2 separate regions of the Mus musculus genome follow, and region 2 is linked to region 1. A link is a loop called in an ENCODE intact Hi-C map of the cell type or tissue named here. Cell type or tissue: heart. All regions are shown on one strand. Links, peaks and the distances in the headings refer to the core of each region. The heading gives the core; the rest is flanking DNA.

What was found. Hi-C counts contacts between places; a loop is a spot of excess contacts. Peaks named below come from ENCODE experiments on the same cell type or tissue, not always from the same donor. Only the 100,000 strongest peaks of a DNase experiment are listed, where the experiment ranks them.
Region 2: it touches region 1 in a loop (2.0-fold over the local background); 2 of 42 quality-filtered maps call a loop at or near these places.

What each region holds. Positions count from the first base shown.
Region 1 is chr1:159,665,213-159,677,125 of GRCm38, forward strand. All of the region lies in intron 1 of Tnr (tenascin R), which reads left to right. Among named protein-coding and RNA genes, the nearest start is that of Gm31348, 110 kb to the right of the region's middle. In heart, for the core only: no CTCF peak of the experiment used is centred there; a DNase peak (open chromatin) is centred at 5,729; H3K27me3 peaks cover 328 bases.
Region 2 is chr1:159,409,543-159,421,455 of GRCm38, forward strand. No RefSeq gene overlaps it. Among named protein-coding and RNA genes, the nearest start is that of Mir1843b, 75 kb to the left of the region's middle. In heart, for the core only: no CTCF peak of the experiment used is centred there; a DNase peak (open chromatin) is centred at 6,299.

The DNA of each region.
Region 1 (11,913 bases), core at 1,661-9,660:
CTGTTGAGTACTCGGCAAACCCCATCCATTATTAGTTAGCTGGATCATGAACTGAGGGAGGAAAGCCCACTGCCATTTCTGTTTTATAGACTGTCTCTCTTGCCTTATTCACTTCAACCCAATCCTTCCTGATAATTTTGAAGGATTATGACACACTAGTAGGAGGTATGCATCCTAAGACCTCCATAGGATGCCTAAAACCATACATAGTAATAAACACTGTATGTATTATATGCTGTTCCAACTGTAGAGCTTTATAATTTTACAACTTCCATTTGTCATAACCAGATGCCAGCATCATTACCCTTGAGTTTTAGGTCTCTTATTAAGTACTTTGCTAACATGGTTGGTAGTGGCTCTGATAACTAAGGTGTTTACTAAATGATTAATAGGATAAATATATATATATATATATATATATACACACACCTCTCTCTCTATATATATATATATATATACACACACACACACATATATATATATGTATATATATATACATATATATATATATACACATACATATACATATATATCCATATGGATGGTTTGAATTCCAAGAAGGAAAGAGGTTACCCTCTTCTGTGTGAGCATGTCTATTGGTACACCACTATTGTCCTTGTTCAGGTCTTGATGAGGCAGCCATGTTGATGAGATTTCATGGGTGTAGCTTCTCTGATATTTTTTAGGAGACAAAAATCTCACAGTAAATGTTCTCTGCTCTGATTCTTCTCATCAGGCCTTAACCCTAGACAGGAACTACAGGTTCCTTAGAAATGCTAAGTGCAGAAAAAAATTGTGTCCTTGGAAAAGAGGCCCCAAATTGGTTATCTAATACCAAGTGGTCAACACAGAAATCATATGCATACAGGTAATGTTATGCAGACAGAATGGGTTGTTTTTGTACATATATTCACACATACAAAAATGTAGCACAATTAAAGAAATAGAGCCCATGAATTTGAGAGCAAGCAGTGGTGCATAGTAAAGGTTGGAGGGGGGAAGAGAAGTGGCTAAACATAATTATTTTAACTTTAAAAATTTTATAAAGTACAGAGGAGAGAATTCAAGATTTCATCATGCTATTCAAAATAGTGTAAACTTCTACTCATAAGCTATTATTTTGTTTTGGAAGTTTTCATGGAACGATTTTTGCCTGCATTGACCTCAGATAACTGAAACTGTGAAAAGTGAAACCCTGAATAAGGAAAGGATGCTGAAGACAGAAAGGAAGTCAAAAGAAGCCAATCAGAGGCTATGCTTCAAAGGGGCTGAGAGGGGAAACAGTTGCTCAGGCCTCGAAGTCTGTGCAGCACCTGCATCTGAGAACTCAATCTTCTCCATTCACCTCACTTTAGGAAGAGATCTGTGATGCTGAGCTCCTGTAGAGGCCAAACATGGGACACAGAAGAAAGCTCTGACACGGGGCTCACTGCTCCTTTCATTTTCATCATTGGCTTGGTTGTATACACGTGAAAGACTCTCGAGTTGGCTCGTACATCTCATTTGTAAAATGAAATACCCTAGACAACCTTCAAGCTCCTTATAGCTTTAATCTTCAGTGATTCTGTGGCTTTTCTTTGTATTTTCTCTAACTGACTTATTCCCTACCACTCTCGGGCAATCACCAAATATCTATTCTCAGTAATGATTCTTTGTCCTAAGAGAGTATTTATCTCCCAGGGACGACTAATACTATAAACTTGAAACAGATAGCAATGCAATGTAACACATGATTAAATACAAAGGAAGTGGATTCAAAGCAGCACAGGAGCTAGAAGTTGAAGTGTAAGAGAGACTTTTAGTGATAGTGGGAAGGTTGAATCACGGGGGACAACCAGAAACGTAAAGGCAAAGGGGAAAGCTTACCTGATGGAAGAGCAAAGACTAACAGTCAGAAAGATGTAAGAGCATCCAGGAAGCCCTTTGCCTTCACATAGCTGGTTAGGTAGATTGACAGAAGTAGGGAAAAATAGTCAAAGAGACAGAATTCTCCAAGGCTCCAGGATAGCATCTCTACTAGGAAAACTCCAGACAATTACATTATCTAGTCGGCACGATCAATTTTTCAGTTTCTTTAGAAACTCTGCACAGGGCTTGAGGAGCTGAGGGAAGATAACAGAATTCACACCAGGAATTGGAAGTCTTGCAAGAGATATAAAGTAGAATCCCCGAGGGTTATCTGAGAAGAGGATGGCCCCTCTCTTGCTGTCCCTCCTGAGATCTCCCAGGTGGCTGTATAGATGAATGGTTACTACAGAATTAAAGTGTCGTAAAAGGAGATCAGCCCACTGCCATTCCCGGGCTCTGAACCATCAGTGAGAAATATTCTGCCCATGCCTCATCTGTCTGGGAGGACATGGGCGCTGTGGATGGGAGCTAAGAATGGTTTCCTAGCATAGAGAAAACAAATGATCCAGGGCCCTACTTGTCATGCACAAGACACCCATGTGCGTCTCCTCTGCTCAGACAAACAGTGGAGGACACAAGCTGACGAGTACTCTGAGCTGGCCACAGACAGGGTCTGTGAGGGACGGGCTCTTTGAGTTGTAATTTCATTGATTTTTAAGAGAGGCTTATGGGATGAGAGGACTGAAAACCTATCAAATTGTGTGAGTCCCTAAATTCTGTCAGCTAAAACAGATTGACAGAGGTGCTGTGCTTCTGCCCTTAGACTGGTGTGTGTGTGTGTCTGTGTGTTTGTGTGTGTGTCTGTGTCTGTGTGTGTGCTACTATTATAGTAGTGTATATTATATACATGTTTGTATGTTATATACATGTTTGTGTGTGTGTGTTTGTTCATTGCATATATGTACATGTGCACTATATGTATGTGTATTTAAGGTAGAGGTCAGCATCAGGCTACTTCATAGATCTGTCCCCACCCTTCTGTTTAAGGCAGGGTTTCTCATCATACCTGGAAGCTGTTAATTCGACTAGCCTTCCTGGCCAGTGGGCTTTGGGGATTCTCTTGTCTCCATTCCCTCAGCACTGGGGGTTATAGATATATGCCACCAACAACCAGCTTTTTATGTGGGTGCTGGGTCTTCAAATTCAGGTCCTCATGCTTGTATGACAAGAGTGCTTAGTTAATTGAAACATCTTCCCAGAACCCTCTCTAGACATTTTTTTTTGGAAGATATTATTTGCCAAAGCTACTTGGTGACTCTCAAACAACTACATACAAGAGAAGCCTCTACTTTGTTGCTGCCTGCAGTAGTGTAAACTGTTGGCTTGAATTGTCTTGGAGTAGTCTACACTCTCATTGACTTTTCTGTTTCTCTACTAACTGACTCAGTGCGGGCCGTGCTTTAGATGGCGTTGTGAATGTGAATGAGGAGGTTGGAGATGCGTCTGTATGTTTATCTGAGAACTACGCCATTAGGTTCATGTTCATGCCTGCAGACTGCGTGTAGATATCAGAGGAGGTAGCCTTCGTGAGCCCGAGCAGTTACTGGGTGCAGGGCAGAAAGCAAGATATTTGTAGAGTCTGGTTATATGGGGAGGATATGGGGAACTGGTGCCAGAAAAAAAGGGAAGCCCTACCCTGCTCCAGCAGAGCAAGAAAGAGCTGTGAATCCATGCAAGGACGTGCTGGCTGCTCATGGAAGAGATGGAGAGTGAACTCAGGGGAGCTAAGCAACTAACCAAGCACCTGAACAGATGCGGACAGGAGCACCTCTGCAGGCTGATGAAGACAGAGGCCCTGCGCAGCCCAGCACCAGATAACTCGCTACAGATGCAGACAGGCTCTTTTTGTTCCTTGTACCTCTTAGAGAAAAGAAGAAAATTGGGTGCATGTTCTTTTTTACCTACTGCTGTGTTTACCCAAGAATATTTTCCCTGGTATAATTTAATACATTGACATAATCAAGCATAAACAAGAGAAAACTATTTCCTCCCTTGTCATACTGTCTTCTTTTCAGTTTATGGTTTTCCTTTTTAAAAAGGAAAAGACTTTATGCAGAATCTTCTCAGTGGATTACCTTAGGAGGATTTTTTTTCGTTACTCTGGCATGAAAATGAATTTTCTCTTTGTCTTCTTTGAGCTGGGCTAGGGTGGAAGTTCAGAGCTAGCCAGTACCCTGGTTACTGGCTCTATATTTAAAGAGATTATGTGACTCAAGACTTCAGGGTATTTTTTTTTCTTTTGCTCCAAAAAAGACAGGACTTAATATCATTTTTGACACTAAGGGTCAGTGAGTCTATGACATCATTCATGGTATACCCAGTGTTTTCTGAGCATCTATTGCATGCCAAGTGATGCGAGCATGAACATGTCTTAGTTCTTTCACATACTCTGGAAAAGATATCAGGTGAAAGACAGCATCAGCTTTCAATGAAAACTGCTGGAGGAGACAAAACAGAGATGCCACAGTCACAGAGTGCCCAGAGCATGAGCAGTGCCTACCTCTATAGGTAGGCAGTTTCCACCAGGGACACAAGACCAGAAAGTAAGGGCCCAGTACGGGGACAGAGGCCTAAACCTCAGCTATGTGACAACCAGTTGTAAACTTGAGTTATTATGAAGGTTATCACTGGAAACATTGGAAATGGCATGAGAATACAGTTCTCATTTCTGGGGCATGACATGGGGGAGGTGTACAACTCCAGGCAGTTGTCAGAGGCCCAACACCTAGGACTGAGGCACAGGAACGGCTATGTGTGTGTGTCACAAAACCACTGTATAACAGTCACTCCTGTTTGTAACTTACAACTTACAACTTCGACTGGAACCATCCTTAGAGAGTAGCATAGGGCTTAGTCTAACACAGATAATAAGTGGAACAGAGACTCAGAAACTAGAGATAAGACATAAGATGAAACCGTATATAAATATAATAATGATGATCATTGCCAGAGCTGGCACTCACTGAGTAGTTGTGGACCTAATACGTGCTAATTAGCCAGTGTGAGTTGGTGCATGAAGAAATGAGGAGATCATGTGTCTTAACTTGCCCCACTCAGGATCACAGAGCAAATCTCACAACCTTCCAGCCACACGAGTTTCTTAACACGTTGGAAGCAGTCTAACAGAGGCCTCTGCTTAATCCTTGTAACTTTAAATCCCAGGCTAAGTCACAATTTACAGATGTTTGCCCCACTGCTTCTGAAGCAGGGCATGGGGGAGGTGAGTATTGCACTTGTTTTTTGAAACTCTTATTTCTAATTCTCATCTCTTCGTATTAAGTGGCCAAAGCAAGTCACATGGTCACAACCGACTCCAAAATGGGGCGGAGAAGCACATTCTATCATGTACCCAGTTGGAGAATGAGAGTATCAATAATCCTTTCTCAAGCCTCCTGGATTCACAGAACCAGTAAGTGGAGAAACTGAGGTTCAAACACACATCATTTGACTCTATATGCTAGCTTCTCTCTACCCTGCAAAAGGACCTCAGCCATCTGGCCATCTTTTGCCCCCTTCACATCCTACCCCATACTGTTCTTGTAGCTTCGTCCCTACAATCCATTTCAGGCTGTGGGTTAGGAGACAGGCACTGGGTGATTGATGGCTTCCAGCAATAGTTGGAGAAAGATTATCTAGCAGCATGTGCTGAAGGAGCCGTAGCTGGGAGCCTTCTCATAATAGCAGTTGAAGTGCCGGTTTCTGCGGGGTTTGAAGTGCCAGGTCTCTAGGGCTTATTAATCCCACAGCAGTCCTGGGAGGGGCTTGTTGCAGCTTTTATTTATAACTCTTTGCTGTGCTCATCCGGCAAGGCAAGTCAGCTGCGATTATGTTCCAGGGACACAGAGGCCTGGCTGCTATCCAGGCTAGGCCCGCGAGGATGCGTCCTCCTCAGCTGGTTCCCCGGCTGCATTCATAAGGAGAAGTGAATGGAGGCTATTTAGTCACGGTGATGCGTGCAGTGACGCGTGCAGCAGGTCCGGAGGGACCGGAAGATACAGAGTCTTGGATCTTTACTAACTTCCTTAGTGCCAGCCATACAGGATGCCTTCACCGTGACGTCCCCTCAGTAGTCCACAATGATTGTCTTCATCTTCCCGGAACTCGCTGTCCTCTTAAGCTTTGTCTCCGTGTCAGATTTTACTCCTTTTCTGTATGAAATGCTCTGTCTTCTGTAGATATGAAGAGTTTCTACAAGCATAGGTTATGACTAATGCTTGGCAGGGGGTCCTTAGAGCAGGACACACAGTAAAATGCGAAGTATCTGCATCTGCAGCCCCTGGCGTCTGACCACTTCTCCAGGCTCATTACCTGGCATCACTTGCTTGGCTTTCACTATGTACTCCCCAAAGTCAGAATGACAGCTCAGGCTCTCGGCGGGTTCTCCTACGCCCAGCCCATGACTTCCTCTGGCCTTGAACATCCTTTGCTTTAGCCTAGAACACACTTGCTTTCTGCCTTGTCAACAGTATATCTCAACCTCCCTCTCTGTGCCATCACTGTCCTTTGCATAGCTTTATTACAGGAATAATTTCATTTCAATTAGTTGTTTGCCTGTTTCCTACTGTACTGAGAACACCCTGAGAAATTATATTTGTGTGTGTGTGTATATATATATATATATATATATATATATATATATATAATTTATGTAGTACTATATTGAATGTTTTCTTTAAAATAATAAAAATTATTATAAAACCCATTTTGACTAAAATATCAACATTTTGTTTCCCTTTTCAGACTTAAGCTACACAACTGGATATTTGATATTCATACAAAAATAAAGTGATTACTGTAGATATTAAATTAACACAATGGTTGCCCCTTCTGGTTAACTTGTGTGTGTGCGTGTGTGTCCCCAGTAAGAGCACCTCAAATCTACAGTCTTTACAAAATTTTAGCATACAATTTGAATATTATTAATAAAAGTCTTCAAATTTTAAGTAAAGATGGAAACTGTGACATATTGTCATACTGATGTTCAAAATAAAAATGGAAAAAAATATGAAACATAGTTTCTGGCCTGAGGATGTAGCTCAGTTGGCAGAGTGCTTGCCTTAAATGCATGAGGCCCTAGGTTCAAATCTGAATACCACCAAAAATATGGATCTCTTATTATTTTATCTTTTGAAATTTTATTTTTTAGATATTTTATAGTATTTTATGCATATTTTTAAAATATTTTTTGTTTATCAAAGAGTGTCTAGGGCCAAGGAGACAGCTTGGTCCATAAAAATGCTTGCTGTACATGCAGGAGGGCCAGAGATTGGATCCCTAGTGCCTGTATAAAAGTCAGGCTCTCTTATCTCTGGGGAGGCCAGAAGCATGGGGAATCCCAGGAGCTTGCAAGCCAGTTAATTTTACAGAATCAAAGGTTCAGAGAGAGACTCTGTATCAAAAAATAAGGTGGAGACTGAGAAAACTCGAGGTCAACTGCTGGTCTCCACAGGCATGCATGGGCACACACAACCGTCATGTACACTCAGCTATCTACACAGATCTACACACATTATCATGTATACTTTCATACACCACACACAAAAATCAATACAGAAATGGTGCCCAGAATGTCAGGTAAGCACCAGATGAATGGGTGAGAGAGAGCTTTGGTGAATGGTTGGAAAGCTTTTCCAACTCTATTTCCCAGAGTTTCTGTGTATAGTTTTATAACTGCTCATGTATCTTTCCCCACTCCTTTTCCTTCTCTGCCTAAACTCTTTCTTAAGTTGGGAGAAATCGAAGAAAAGTAAAACAATGTCCCACATTGGCTCGCTTTGCTCAGTGAACTGGAACTGGAAGTCAGGGATCTATGATTTGGGACAAAATTGGCGTGTGTGGAACAGCTTTTTGGTGGCAGAGTGCCACCAGTCATTGCTCCAACTCTAGTTGATAGCTGTAGACTTGGCCACTGATATCATTGAATTAGAAAGTAGCTCTTGGAACAGAACTACCCCACGCTAAGAGACACAGAACAGCCACTCCTAGGGGAAGCCATCAACCTTAGTTGAATTGTGTTCTTGGACTTTTACACATCTGTATCACTATAGGTAAATGGCAAGAACTGACCTGGCACTGTGCTGAGAGTTGTTCTTCAGGAAAGCCTTACTGGGGGCTGATGGGAAAGGCACCAGGCCCAGGAAAAAGAGGAGCTTGGATTTGAGCCCATTTCTGTTTACATAGGTTGTGTTACTTTATTAAATAATTTTATTACTCTGAAGACCCAGTCCATTCATTTGTAGAAATGAGTTGTCTATAAAATTGTGCATTTCAGAGTCTGTGTTAGGGAGCCTTTATATTATTAGCAGTTATCTCAGGGACCAATAGTAGGTGCGTGAAGAAGAAGGAAAGATCTGTTCTGTCCCATGCAGAACTGCTACCCTCTGACCAATTAGTATATTCTTTAGTGGACAGTATTTTATGTTAATGAAAATAGGCTTTTCCATTTTACAAAGGAGTGAACTTTGGCTAAGAGGATGTTGTAATTTACTCCAGGGCACTCATCTATCTAGCCAGGCGAGCAGATCTAGCTGGAGGTGTAGTGCAGTGGCAGAGTGATCTCTTAGCATACAGGAGACCTATATCACAGCCCCCTTTCTATCATTCTCTTCTGTATTTCTGAATTCAATGAATGTCGAGAATCAGAATCTACCTTCTGTGAGTCATTCTAAGCCTGTGATTGTGTGAGCTGAGGTTTTGTGGTAATCTTCTAAGCTGAATTGGGGACCTGGAACATTTTCTGTTTTCATTCAATGATTTGTTTATAGGTACATTTTCTTGAAGGAAAAATCATGTCGACGTAATGCAGGCTTTGTAGAGAAATAAGTCTTTGATATTTGGTTGTAAAATAAATGTCAGGATAAAATGTTTGAGAAAATAAAGAGCTGTATATTACTTCCCACAAAGCTGTAGAATACCAAGGGACGATGCTGCGTGTGTTTCATTACTTAGAGTAAATTTGCTGCGTAAGGATGGGGCTGCTGTATACCCGCCACCGCAATCCAGAGGACTGTGATCTCCTTGCCAGGTGTGATGGCAGAAGAGTTTCACATTGTGTCAGCCACAAGCTTTATCCCATTATTTAAAGACCATCCCAAGTAGGTGACCCTCAGCCCTTAACTGACGTGACTAGCATCCTGTGGCTCTGTGAGTCTCACTATGCTGCTAGATTACTTTAGTCAAAACAGTCACTTTTTCCACATTAGATTCACTAAGTGGGGTTATGCACAGGGCTGCCTGTATGCTGAAGGCAGCAGGCAGGAACAAATGATGAGGTAATATGTCAAGGCAAAAAAAAAAGGGGGGGGCAGAAAGATCAAAAGCAAAACAGAGTGAAAGGGCAAGACAGTGTACATAGAGCATTCAGTGTCTCTAAATGGGGATCCCCATGACTGTAAATAGACTCCCACACAATATTCAACTCTCTTCTAGGCTGTCATGAGTTGTCCTTCAGAGACCATTTTGAAAAGCCCTTCTGCCTTGGGTGACTGTCCCTTCCATATTCTCCCAATGCTATGCTTACCACATCCTAGGACACACAGGGCTGGGTGGACACTGCTTTATTACTGATTACTTTTTCTAGGAAGTTTATGCAGGATTGTAACAGCCAGGTAACTTACCGTCTTTGCAGAGCTGTACACTTAGGTCATGTAAATTCTGGACCTCTGAGGAACATCAAATGTCTGTCCCAGTGTGAAGTCAAACATCTCATTATTCTAAAACACAGAAAAGACCAGGAAACAGTTCTAAACCCACCTCAGTTAGTGACAGAAAAGAGGGATAGTAAGAAAGGGAGGGGGAACATGAGAGAGGGAGAGGGGGAGAGGGAGTGAAGGGGAGGAGAGGGGGAGAGGGGGAGGAGAGAGGGAGAAGGCAAGAGGGGGAGTGGGGGAGAGAGAGGGGGAGGGGAGGGGGAGAGGGAGAAACAGGATGCCAAAGCAGAAAGGAGAATACTGAGGTTTTTGGGGGAAGGGGTGTTGTTTGTTTGTTTTGTTTTGTGTAAGCCCCACTCCCACCATCATGGAATCAGAAAGATGTGCCTTTAAAATCCCCAGTCTGAGGAAATGGCTGAGAGCCCTTTCTCGAGCTATTTCATTAGTTTTCAAACTCCTCATTCATAAGATGGGAATGGTATAGTTTGTTAGGCTGTTATGAAAATGAACAAGATATTACTATCTCAATTTTCTTGACACACAGCAAACATATGTCCCCTACCCTGGAGGCTTGCTCCAGAACCTCTCCATGAGCCACTTTTACAGAAAATGACAGTTCCCAGGCTTAGTGCTTAAGTCTCAGAACTTAAGTTCAAATCCCATTCCATATTTATGACTGATGGGACTTGAGGACAATTATCTTACCCTCCTCCTGTCCCTAGGCTCCTGTCTTGTGATATTGGTTCGAACATTTTCTTTTTCTGCAAGGAGTAACTGTGCCCACTTCTCAGGTTTTGTGAAGAGGGAATAAAGATCTCAGAGCACACGTGCAGGTCCTATGAGGTCACTTTTGTTAATATCAATGTCACTGAGTGGGAAGCAGAGAAAGGGAGGTGATGAAATAACAACCCGCAGGCACATTGCAGCTCAGGCTGCTTCCATGTGGTTGGCTGTGCAGGAAGTACCAAGGCACCCTTCTCAGAGCTGTGAGGAGATTTAGCGATGTTCATTTGCAGTTAATATATATTCAGCTGTACTAATTAGTTATAAGCCCCAAAGGCTAAAAATAAATTAAGCCAGTCCATTTTTAAAAAATGGAGCTGTAGACTAGTAATAATGTTGACAACTTCTTTTCATTGTTGTTCTCATTATTGTGAGACTGAAAATATTGACAGTAGTCAAGGTTGTCTGTGAATAGAAGATCCTCAGACCTTGTACCTAGAGTTACAATGTGATATGAGCATAAAATAACACGTATTTCTTAGTGTAGACCTCAGTTTTTCAGAACCTTCTATGTGGCTGACATTTTTCAAACACCATGCAGTCAGAGTTAGCAGGAATTTTCTAAGCCTGCCGTAACAAAGAACCAAAATGTGTTTTGGTTTGAAACAACAGCAGTTTTATTGTCTCACAGGTCTAGAGACTGAGAATGCAAAGCAGGGGTGTGAACAGGGTTATGCTCTCTAACATTGCCGAGGGAGTATCCTTCCTGTGAACAGGGTCTAACCCTGCCCAGGGAGAAGCCTTCCTGGCCTTAGCAAGCATCTGTGTTTGCCACAATTTCTAGCACATTTGAGAATTTAAATATATCACTTCTGATATATATATGTATATGATATACATATATACATATATATATCAGAATATATATATCCTACAGAATATATATATATGTATATATATATATATATTCATAAATATATCACTGACTGGCTTCTCCCTGGCTTCCTGTGTTCTTCCCTCTGTGCCTGCACATTTGTGTCCCTTCTTCTATGGAAGACAGTCACATAGGATGAAGGTACCTATACACCTGCTTGTCTCACTTAATGGCATCCTTGGAACTCTATTTCTAAGTAAGGTCGTATTCTGAAGAGCTGGGGTTAGGGCTTCTCTGTGCCTTTATGGGAAGATACACTTTAATTCATAGCACCAATATCGATTCAAGATCTGTATTGTCATTTGCTTGTCAGGCAAGGAATCTAAACCTCTGTGCATTCAGGTTCCACGGCTGTCACTTGGAGAAATCCCTCCTTTTCTTGAGACATGTCGAGTGCTGTCAGTTCTTGTCCTGCATTGTTTGGACCCCACAGACAGAGCTCAGGCTGTCAGGCTTGGCAGCCAGCTCCTGAGCCGCAGACTTAGGAGTGTGGAGTTCTACTTGTATAGGCACTTTTCTTTTAGCTTTGTTTTATGTTTGTTTGCTTTTGAACTTTTTAAAAGTAGATATTTTCTTTATTTACATTTCAAATGTTATCTGCTTTCCTGGTTTCCCCTCCAACCCCCCCCCCCCCCCCACCGCTCACCAACCCACCCACTCCTGCTTCCTGGCCCTGGAATTCCCCTATACTGGGGCATA
Region 2 (11,913 bases), core at 1,371-9,370, 260 kb before region 1:
CTGCATTGGGTATGTATAGGGAAAACAGTAGTGAGAATTTGGGCTTGGTACTGTAATGTAGTTGTAGGCTTGGAAATGCATCCACCATGGAACAGGGAGGGGGCTGCATAACAATGAGTCCTCAGAGCAACACAGTGAGGGAGTTATCATCCCCATGCTATGAATGAAAAAGCGGAGGATTAAGGGACAAGATGCAGCTGTTCTGTTTGCTCTAGATTCACATCCCTCCCCGTTACTATACTGCACTCTTACATGGTATTTTTTATTTCATGTGTGACAATCTCAGGTCTTCAGGAGATCGTATGGTCCCCGAGACCCCGATCATAGGATCATAGCTTTGACCCCTGCCTCCCTAGCCATCCACCCCATGAGCAAGGCACTCAGGAGCATGTGTTGATAAATGAAGGAAGTGCATTAGGAACGCTGGCAGAATCACAGCCTTTCCCACATCCCTGCCAGGACTCAGGGGGAATCAAGACCTGGTTTCAATTTAGTAAAGGACCAGGACCCCCTGGTTCCGCCCACCTCTTGGGGAAAGAGAAGAGGATCATAAAGGAAAGGCGTGGGTGTAATCACACCATTATTAGGGTTATTATAAAGACCATAACAACTACAAAAGCAGCTTTTGGTTTTATGGGTTCCATAGTCCCTCTGGAGTCTTGGCTCATCCTCGCTGGGGCTTTCAGCTCTCTGCCAATCCTCTATCCTTCTTGAGGAAGTGAGCAGAGCAGGTGTAGGGTCATGACCAAGCACGCCATTGGGAAGAAGACTGGTCAGTCGACTCTGTTTTCCTTTGTGAGGTTTATTCTTTGCTTATGTCTTTACATGTCAATAAAAGGCGAGTCTGCCTCAGCTGTGTGTATGTGTGTGTACTTGCACACATGTAGATATATGTTATAAAATTTGGAGCTAAAATCAGGTGGCAGGAGAGAGCCCAGTGATTTTCCATTCGATCCAGCAGAGCTTGGATCTATTCATTCACGTGTCTCATAGTTCCAACGGACCTGGTTTGGGCAGCTGCTGGGAGTTAAGCTGACTACAGGAATGAATTTCTACCCTGCAGGAATGAGGGGCAAGGGTGATTCAGGGCAGGGATTCACAGACCCTAACAACTGGAAGCCATGGTTCCCAATCTTGATAATACCATTGGCCGGGGTGCTTATGAAAGATGAGCTTCCAGGAGAGCCCCAATGCAGGGGTTTATACTACACTGTTCAGTGCACCAAAAATGGTGCTTAGAACTTTCTAGGCACACTGCTCTTTAGTCCTTACTACTACTCCCAGAAGCCAGGCTCATCTCTGCATGGCCCAGACAAAGGAGGGTAGTAATGCAGTTAACGTGCTGAGCTAGGATTGGAAGAGTCCAGTTCTTTCCTGTTACTGGTTTGGGAAGTTTATGAAGGACCATAGGAATAGCATTTTTGAGCAAGAGCTGAAAGCCTTCATACGTGGAGCACTTGAGGGGCATGTCCGACATGTCCAGTGCACTGGTGAGGTGTCAAATGTTCCTCTAGATCCCATGTGCCCATTGACAGTAGAGGCTGCAGAGGAGAGGAAGTCCCAGAGGGCTCCTCAGGTATTCTGAGGAGGATGTCCTCACATGCAACACCATGAGATCAACATTATCATAGGTGCCCATCTTCCTGTCAGTCCATGGTATATTAGTTTTTACAGAAAGTGTTCTGGTTTGAATGTGACATGTATTCTACAGGCACGTGTGTTTAACATGTAGTTACTAGCTTGTGGCACTGTTTTGGGACTCTTTAGGGGTTATAGCCTGGCACACGATTGGTCCCTTCTCTGTTTCCTGGCTCAGTCAAGATATAAGGAGTCCTGCCACATGCTCTGCTCTGAATCTACCAGGATGGATTAGAATCCCTAGAAACCAGGAGCCCAAATACATCCTTTAACCCCCCAAGTTGGTTCTGTATCAAGCATTTTGTAACAGCAAAGAGAAAAGTAAGACCAGAAGACCCAGTCCTTGAATTTATGTGGTAGATTCCAGGCAGGCTCTCTCTGCCAGTGAAATCAGAAGTGACAACAGACCTGGCCTGTCTTGTCCTGCTTTTGGAGTCAGTCTGGCCTTCATTCATGTGTTCTGTGCAGGCTTCTCATTCGCAAACCTCTTTCCAGTGATTCTGTTGTCTTCAAATCCTACCTCACAGTTACTTACTTAACCTATTTTAAATCAGGTCGTAGCTTTAAAAAAAATTACCACATATTGTTTTGAAAAGAAGCTCCTGTGTCAATACATCTATTTCTTGTTGCACAGCATAGAAAGCCTCAAGCCTAGGAACTGGCCATGAGTGGAGTTTTGTCCCTCAAATTTTCTGCATATCCCCATGGGACAGAGGGAGGGATTGGCTTGGAGGGTAGGGGTCTTCTCCACTGAAGGAGGTGAGAGTGAAAGGGGGGGGAGACAGGGGAGGGCATATTTGGATGAACCAGGTTAGGGGTCATCTCTAGATTTCAAGCCTTTCTCTGGGAAACACTGCTAGGTTCTCTCCAGCCAGCCCATGGTTTTGGAAGAAGCCCCACTGATTTACTCCCCTGAAAAGCTGGTAGCCTTGCTCTCAGTCTGCCTGGATACCTGGCCCTCTCCCTCTAGAGTTTGCTATTGTGGCCTCTTGCCGATGCCGTCCTGGACACCCCAGAGCATGTGACATGTTCCCCAGCTTGATTTCAGAGTCAAGCTTGAGCAGACAGATGTCTAGGCCATACAGGCAGGCTGGCTCCTGCTCCTTGCTGGAATGGGCTTAGACTGAGGGTATGAAGCAGGCTTTCCTCTCAAGGCCAGTCCCATAGAGTGCAGGCTGGGGCACCAGAAACATAAGCTTCCTCAGTATTTACAGCCTTCTCACTTCTACTAACTAGCTCACGGAATTTCTTCTAGAATTTCCTCAGAACTCTGAAGCAGACCATGCTACTATGAATTCATATATCCCTAGCTCACCTATCTCAGGTCTCATGTATCCCAAGACTGTCTCAAACTCACTTGGGTAGCCAAACAAGCCTTGAATTCCCGATCTTCCCGCCTCTACTTCCTGAGTGCTGAGATCATACACGTAGACACATAGACTATTATGCAACATAAATAAGTAAATAAACTTAGAAATAAAGTAAGTAAATAAACCTAAAAATAAGAATGTTAGAATACATATTAAACACACCTACATTTTTGGAGTAGGGCTCACTCTTTAGGTTCTGTGTTGTAAGTGCTGTTTATATTACCTGACATAATCTTGTGCCTGCTTTGTCTCACTTCTCAGGTGATGACAACGAGGCCCAGAGTTAAGAGCTTCCCTGCAACTTACAGAAGGCACATCCAGACCCAGGTCTGTTGCAGCTTCTACATCTCGGCTCTCCATTATTTAGCACCATGCACAAAGCTCTTGGTCTAATCTCCAGCACCACATAAACCCGAATGGCAATCCATGACTGTCACCCCAGCACTCACGTGGTATAGGCAGGAAGATCAGGAACTCAGGGCTAGCCTTGGCTACCTACCAAGCAAATTTGAGAAAATCTTAGGACGTATGAAACCTTGGAGAGAGTGGAAGTAACAAGGAAACTTCTACTGAGGAACAGGAGCTAGTGAATGCCTACATAGCCCAGCCATCCAGTCTGAGGTTTGAGTCCTTTGTCCACTCATGCACAGTAGGGCAAAGCTTAGTCCCACCATCTACCTTGATAGATGGCCCCATGCTGTCCATGGTGAAGCAGGCATAGTGGTACTTCCAGTTTGGGGCATCCTTTCTGTCTACTGTAAAAATTCCATTGTTGGGTTAGCTGCTTGTATTTCGTTCCCAACATGGCATTCTCCAGCCTAGAACCTCGTCAGTTAGAGGGGTGGGGCTTGCCATCTGGGTCTTCCACCATGGGCCTGGGGCCATTAAAACTCTCTTCTCTTGTTCTTTGACTCTGGCAGGTGACTCCTGACACAGCTGGGAGAGTGAGCCATTTCTTCCGCCCAGACAGCCGGCTTTGGAAATTATTCAGGAATAACAACCGGGCCAGAAACATTTGCATAAGGAATCACACAGAACAATACATGTTATTTAAACCATCTTTGGTTGGCAACAGAAGCAAAAAGCAGCTGAGATGAATCTGCATTGCAGATCAGCCTTCTGGAGCAAGCAGGCTGGTGTAGGGGTGGGGCACTGCTTGAGGCAGGGAGAGAAGAAAGCATCCTTGTCCAGGTGCCCCTTCCCAAGCGGGGTCTCCTTGCTGGCCTTTCTATGGCTCTTGTGCATTTTTCTCCTTCCCTCCCTTCTTCCGAGATTAATGGAAACAATTTATCTTCTAATGTGACTACAGCTTATGAATTCTTTGTCTCACTCTAATCCTTTAAATTATACACATAATAAAATATGTATCCAGCGATTTTAGGTCATAATTTGATATTCTAGGGGAAGTGGGGAGGGGAGGGAACTGAAGCCAGGCATTCTCAGGGTTTGTTCCTCTCCATTTGTCTTTATTTGCTGTCTTAACCATCTCCCCCTTTCCTCCTCTCTGCTCCTGTGCACATCATATTTCCACAGTGGGCCTGGGCCCTGGGCATGGGGAGGGGCACTGCTGGAGCCTGGGCTGAGGAGTTAGTTGTACTTGAGGTCTGTGAGGGGAGGCCACAGCCATTCTCTCACCTGCTCTGGCATCTCTTCAAGAGCAGCAGTTGGGTTTCATTTTTGCAGGGCAACCAGACTGAAGATTGCCTCTAATTACCAAAGGTCTCAAGGGGTCTTTAAACACCCAGATCTCCAAGTCATAGGCAGAATAAGGAGGTACAACTCAGTGTTGACTAGTGAAGGTTCACACTCATATCATAAAATCAAAGGACAATTCTCTTCAAATGACACTCCCTTACTCAAGTATCACTACTACTCCAAGATATAGATGCTGTCTGCTCTCAAAGTCATGGAAGGCTGGACTCCCTGCTGCCTGACTTCCCTTAACTGTACCTGCTTGGAGGGTGAAACTTTTTTTTTTCCCTTTCTCTCTTCTTTGTTCCTATTAGAACTTTTAAGGTGCTGGATAAATGTTACACCACAGAGCCATATCCCTAACTCTTGTTAGTTTCCTTTTTATTTTAAAAATGTAGCCCACTAAGTTACCCAGGTAGGCCTTGGGCTTGTGATCCTCCTGCCTCAGCCTCTTGAAAAGCTTAGATAAGAGTCCGTGCCCCAAGCTTGGATGGGAAGGTTTTCTATAATTTGCACTGGTCCTGTTGGGGCTGAAGAGATGTCGCAGCAGTTGAGTACACTAGCTACTCTTTCACAGGACATAGGTTCAGTTCTTAGGCTGTCAGCATCCACACGGTGACTGATAACCATCTATAACCCCAGTTCTAGGGGATTCGGTGCCCTCTTAGCATGTCAACAGGCAGCAGGCACATATATGATACACATGTATACATAAAAGCAAACATTCATCCACATAAAAATTTAAAAATGAATGAATGAATAAAATCTTAAAAAAGCAAAGAGCTTGGCTTTGGCCTTGTCAATATTTTGGTGACATGTATTCTGGCTTCCAAATTACCCTTGTCCATCCTCTAGTGACATGGGGCATCCTAGGACAACAATTTTTCAGAACTCATCCTCAGGTCTCATGCTAAGGGTGAGACACACACACACACACACACACACACACACACACACACATACACACGCACACATACACACACACACTCCATTGCCAAGTAGGCAAAGGCCAGGAAGGCTTCCCAAGACAGTTCACTCCCTACCCTCGCCCCAAGGCAAAGCATCTTCCTCGGTCTCCCATAGGGATTCTTCCTAACTCTTGTCTACACTCTACCACATGTCTACACTCCACCATCTGTGTAAACCCTGCAGTGACAGAGGGGCTGGAGGATCCTGTCAAGTGGCAGACCTATTTGGAAAGGAGGCAGTGAAGCTGGATGTTCTCATAGTCAGAAGGGAGTGGCTGTTGGCCTGGAGTGAGAGGGAACCGAGACTCTTCAGGGCAGTCTGTAAGGTCTTGAAATAGTGCATTGTGCTGTAGTTAAGCAAGCATGACAGAGGATACACACACACACACACACACACACACACACACACACACACACACACACTAGTACAGAGGTGGCAATCCACAGGGGTTAGTGGGTGACTTAGAGGAAACCAGGAATAACTGAGTCAGGACCAGCCTTCCCTATCTGCAACATGACCAGAAGAGACAGTCCTTATGCAACTCATTTGGAGGCAAAACCTGCCCTGAGCTGTGGCTATTTATAGTATTTTATTTATCCCTCTTGGCGTGAATATTCATGCCTTGCACTGCAGAAGTATTAACGTGCCTGATGGCAGGGAGCCTGCACAGACGCCACAGGGCAGAACACACAGAGGGGAAAAGTATCATGTCACTGTCCCAAACACCTGGACCCTTAGCAATTGCAAAGCACATTAGGCCCCACAGGGTTGAGTGAGGGCTTGTGGGCTCTGTAACATTTGAGAACACCCTGGATGTGGGGATTGTTACAGCAGACAGAGGTGAAGGCACAGAAGGGCCAGTTCCTGATCAGATCTGGGAATGAGGGTGGGGGGAAGTGGGTAGGCCATAGACTGAGTGCAGACCTGGGATGTTGTCAGTTCAGAGGTAGGCTTTATTTATTTATTTATTTATTTATTCATTCATTCATTCATTTAATCAGAAAGTGTATATAGAAGAAGCCTGCCAACTGCTTTCTCTCCCCATAGAAACAACTCAAATCATAGAAGATGTTCATCCAGGCCCAGGAGAGTAAGCTGAGGACTGACCACAAAGGACATATGGCTGAGCTTGCATCTTGCCTCTGTGGCTTGTCTGGTGTAACAGGGATGTCTCTTCTGAGGAGTTCAAAAGCCTTTGCATCAGGAAGCAAGGGCAGCTAAGCACTTCAGATCCACTGAACCTGTGGTGCCCTAGAATCCCTGAAGAGGTGACCACAGGTAGAGACCACACCCTGGAAAGAATAAAGGTCCAAAATGGCTGAGGCTCAGGGACCCACGTGGAGAATCTAGAGTTGGCAAGTGCATGCTATGGGGACAAGGGCAACAGGAGGAGTGAGGGAGGGGCTTAAAGAAGGAGGGCATGAAGACAGGGCTGGGGGCAGGGCTATAGTCCTGGCTGCCCTGCTATCTGCTTCTGTGCTGTGGGACAAGGGTTTTTACTTCTTATGCCTCATCCTGTAAAATAGAGACACTAGGACTACCCACCTTGTAGGACTCTCAGTGAAGATGATGGGATCCAACTGCAGATAAAGGAATCTGAAGTGCAACTTACTCAACATAAATGAGTTCATATTGGACTTGGAGGACAGGAGCTCTCAGACACGTGACTTGGATGAACAATGAGAATTTGCAAAATGAAGTCAGCTGGACTGAAACCCAAAAGAATAAAAGTAAACAAAACACAGTACTGTATGATCCTGCTTTAGTAATTATCTAGAACATGTAAATTCATAGAAACAGGATGTAAAAAAAAATAGAGGCTTCCAGGACTGGGGGGGGGGGGAGTATAGGGTGGGGATTCTGGCTTAAAGTGGGGGCTGGGTCTCTGTTTGGGGACGGTAAGAATGTGAGAATCCTGTGCTTGTCATTAGTGCCACTGAAGTGTACACCTAAAAATGGTTAAAATGACAAATTTTACGTTACATCTATTTTACCACAGTTTAAAGAATTAATAACATAGTAGACTAAAACCTTTTGAATCGTGCACTTTAAATGGGCCAATTACATGGCATGTGAATAACAGCTCCGAAGGGTGTATGAGAAAGGCAGAAGCAGGAGAGAGAAAGGTGTGGGGGTGGGGACTTGTCTAAGGTCCTGGCAGCTTGCCCCAGCCTTGGGCCTGTGCTTTCCAGCTTTTCAAACTTTACAGCCTTGAGCATGGCTTTCACTTGTTCTCATAAGGAGACACTGCTGACCCTGGTTGGGGGCTTTTGCAGCCATCCAGAGTATTCACAAGTTATTTGCTGTCTTGTTTGGACTTCAGCCTCAGGTCTTCTGCTCTCAGTTGGCTGCCGCCCGGTGAGACTCAGGTCTGCAGAGGATCTTGGGCAGTGCTATGCCAAGGCACATGGTCATATTCTTCCCAAGAGCTTTTCTGCTCCCTCAGCCTTTGTGTCCTATGGGCTGAGTTCTTACACATCTTGTTAGCATCATCCCACAGCTGGAACTGTGAGGCCAGGCTGAGGCTCCTCAAAGCCAGAAAAATTACAAGGCTGTAGAACCCATGCCTTGTCCCCTCAGGTATGGTGACATCCTGTCTTTCCTTCCTTCTCCATTCTCCTAGCCTCCCTGACCTTCCACTCTTAGCCTGGTCTCTCCCAGGGATGCCTTCCTTCAGGATTGAAAACACCTGTTGCTAAAGAGCATTCTTGAGTTGAAGATAAGCTGGACTTTACACTAGAGAACATCTGGGCCAACCTCTCCTGGCCAACTTTACTGAGGCAGAAGAGGGCTGAATGGAGCGTTTGCCCATTCACTCTCTGTAGATAAGCTCCTCCCCTGCAGTCTCCCCTGTGGCCTCCCCTGCTTTCCTCTTCCCTCTCCTCCTTCCAGGTTCAGGGGTGATGGACACCAGGAATATCCTATTAGGACAGGACTGGACTTAAGCTCTGGGCCACACTTGGATCTGGTCACCAAGTGTGGGCAATCCAGGCCATCTAGAAGGAACTTGGAAGATGAGAGTAGTTAATGCATCCAGATGGAAGGTGACAAGATTCTAGCTCTTTGCAAATCCCGGGCTAGCTGCACTGCAACTGAGCCTCGGTTTCCTCACCTATAAATTAGGCAGGATAATGAACTCCACTTTGAAGAGAGGTCAGACCCAGGACCTCCATCATTACCCTAGCCTGACCCCCAAAGCATGGCAGGAGACAAGACACACGGATAAGGGTTCTTGAAATAGTTGTTTTAGTTTATTGCAACGTGTCTGTTCGCTCATTGATTAACCGATTAATTCATCACTATGGCTATTAGACTGTAAAGCTCTGTAAGGGAGGAACTATTTGCCTGTAGTGCCTGTGCCTGGCCCATAGGCGGGCACTTAATAAATGCACAATAGGTGGGTAGATGAATGCATTGAATTATTCTGTTTTCAGACAGGGTCTCTCTCCAAACCCAGAGTTCACTGATTGGCTGATCTGACTGACCAGCAAACCCAGGGATTCCTTTCTCTCTGCTCCTGCTCAGTGCGGGGACTACAACTATGTCTGGGGACACGGGGGTGTGAGCGATCCAACCTCAGATCCGTGTGATTGCATGGCTAACACTTTACCGCTGAGCTCCCCATTGTATAGATCAATTATTTCTCGTAAAAAGTCAGGATCATGTCATAAGTAACACAATAATACAATGTAAAAAAAAAAAAACCCAAAAACCAAAACAAAAACTGGAATGTAAGAAAGAGATAGTGAAGGGATTCAAATTTGGCCATGGGCCTATTGCATCCAGGGTTTTATGCCAAGGTGTTCTGAAAGAGGAGGTGATAACAACTTTTGCTCTTTGGCGGATAATACGGAGGGACGTTCAGGAGCTGTGGTGTTAACCCAGGGGACTGGCACAGCTCAAGCCTGTCTGCCTCTGGCACAATATGAGTGACTGGAGAAAGTCCTTATTAAGCTTGCCATATTACCCTAATTAGCCCAGCTCAGGGTCCACTTTACTGTCTGGCTTTGCAAAGGGTCTTGGGAGGTAAACCTGTGGGAGACTGGGGAAAGAAGGCAGGGAGTGGAGACTGGGGCAGAGAGCCCTAAGGCAGGAAATGCTCAGCTGAGGATTGCTGGCAGTCAGCGAGGACCAGCTGAGCAAAGCCTGGATAATGATGAAGTGTTTCCCTTGAGTTCTGGGATTGGTGCACCAAGGTTTTGTTTGGAAACTGCAAGGATTCAGGGTCCGTGAAGTTATCATTAGTGTACTGGGAACTGGAGCGGCCTTGAATGCCAGGCTCTGCCCCTGGCTTGTGGGCTCACCGAGTAAATGACCAGGGGATTGCAACTCAATACCACTTAAATCAAAACAACAGCAATGGCAACAGCAGTCTTCAAGGTTTCTTGCTCAAGTTTATCTGAGAATAAAAACCCATCGATACCCCAAGGCCTTTTCTTCTGTCTGGCGGACTGTGGTGGTTTGAATAGGAATGACCTCTGTAGCCTTGTGGATTTGAATGATTGGTTTCCAGGGAGTGGCACTATTAGGAGGTGTGGCCTTGTTGGAGTAGGTGTGTCACTGGGGACAGACTTTGAGGTTTCAAACATTCAAGCCAGGCCCATCCCATTCTCTCCCTCCCTCTCTCCCTCCCCCTCTCCCTTCCCCTCCCCCCTCTCCCTTCCCCTCCCCCCTCTCCCCTCCCTCTCCCCCCCTCCCCTCCCTCTCCCCCCGCCTCTTTTCCCTGCCACCTGCCAATCCAGATGCAGAACTCTGGGTTACCTCTCCAGCACCAAGTCTGCCTGCCCACTGCAATGCTTTCTGCCTGGATAACAGCTAAACCTCCGTGTATGTAAGACAGTCCCAGTTAAATCTTTTCCTTTATAGGAGTTACAGTGGTCATGGTCTCTTCACAGCAATAGAAATCCCAACTAAGGCACAGACATATTAGCCCTAGTAAGTCACAAAGTACCAGGCTCGAGAGTCCAGGGGAAGGGATGAGGCAGAGCAGGTAGCATGTTTTTTCTTAAACAAACAAACAAACAAACAAACACACACAGACACTGACTCAGAACAGGAAGAGAACCAAACTTTAGGTAAACTTTGAAATTTGAGAGGCGGAGAAATCAGATTGCCCCTCCTGTGTTGCTGATAGCCCTCTCTGCTCTCCAGGGCCAGTTTCTGCTACCCTTGTCTGGCTGAACACTCTTGTGTCCATCCTGCTGAGCAAAGATAAGTATTTCTATTTTTCAGCTAGTCAATAGATAAGAAAATGGCGAATACCACACGCTCCTTTCAAAGACGTTACGAAGACCTGTTTTTTTTTTTTTAATTTTGTTTTTGTTGTTTTTTTGGGTTTTACATTTTTAGTTTTGTTTTATCTGTTTTATTGTATATGTATGACAGTTTATTTATTTTTTTATATGTTAACTGCATTTATATCTGAGCGTCACATACATCCAGTGCCCAAGGAGGCCAGAGGAGGGCATCAAATCCTCTTAGACCAGAGTTATGGATGGTCATGAGACACTACTTGGGCTCTAGGACTCAAACCTGGGTCCTCTATGAGAGCAGCCCATGCTCCTAGACTCTGAGCTATCTCTGCAGTCCCATGAAGATATGTTTTTTAAGTTGTATGTCTTCCCAGGACCTGGACGACCTGCCCCACCCTCTCTGGCACATGTGTTCTGAGTAGGGAGGCTGGTGGATATGTACATGCTGATGTGGCTGGCTTGGTTCTCCCTGTGCCAGCCACTCATCAACTCCCGAGAAGTTCATATGAAAGTGTGGATGCCTACTACTCAATTATCCCAATTGGCAAAGGAAGTTGAGTAGGAGCACAGAGGAGAAGAATTAGCTGGGGGGATAGAAAAGGAATGGCTGGAAAACCAAAGGACCCAGATCTGGGTGCTGGGCAGTTGTTAGGCATGGGGTCTGCCAGGGATAACGTACAGTTGGAACAACCTCATCCTCTGTACTGTGTGTTTGGTCTGACACTCAGAGCTCCAAACCTAACTCATACCATTGATCAAATGACTTTGGGAAACCCTGAAAAGCAGAAAGGCCAAAGGTGAAAAGGTGGGAAGGATGATTTGAAAAAGCAGAGATTAAAAAGGCCCCCAGGGAGAGGCAGAAGCTCCTAGGCAACTAGACCCTTTGATCTTCAGGCAGACTATCACTAGCTGGGCCTGGGGAGCACTACTCTGTCAGAGAGTACTTACCTACTTACCTAGCACGAATGAGGGTCTGGGTTCCAGCCCCAAGA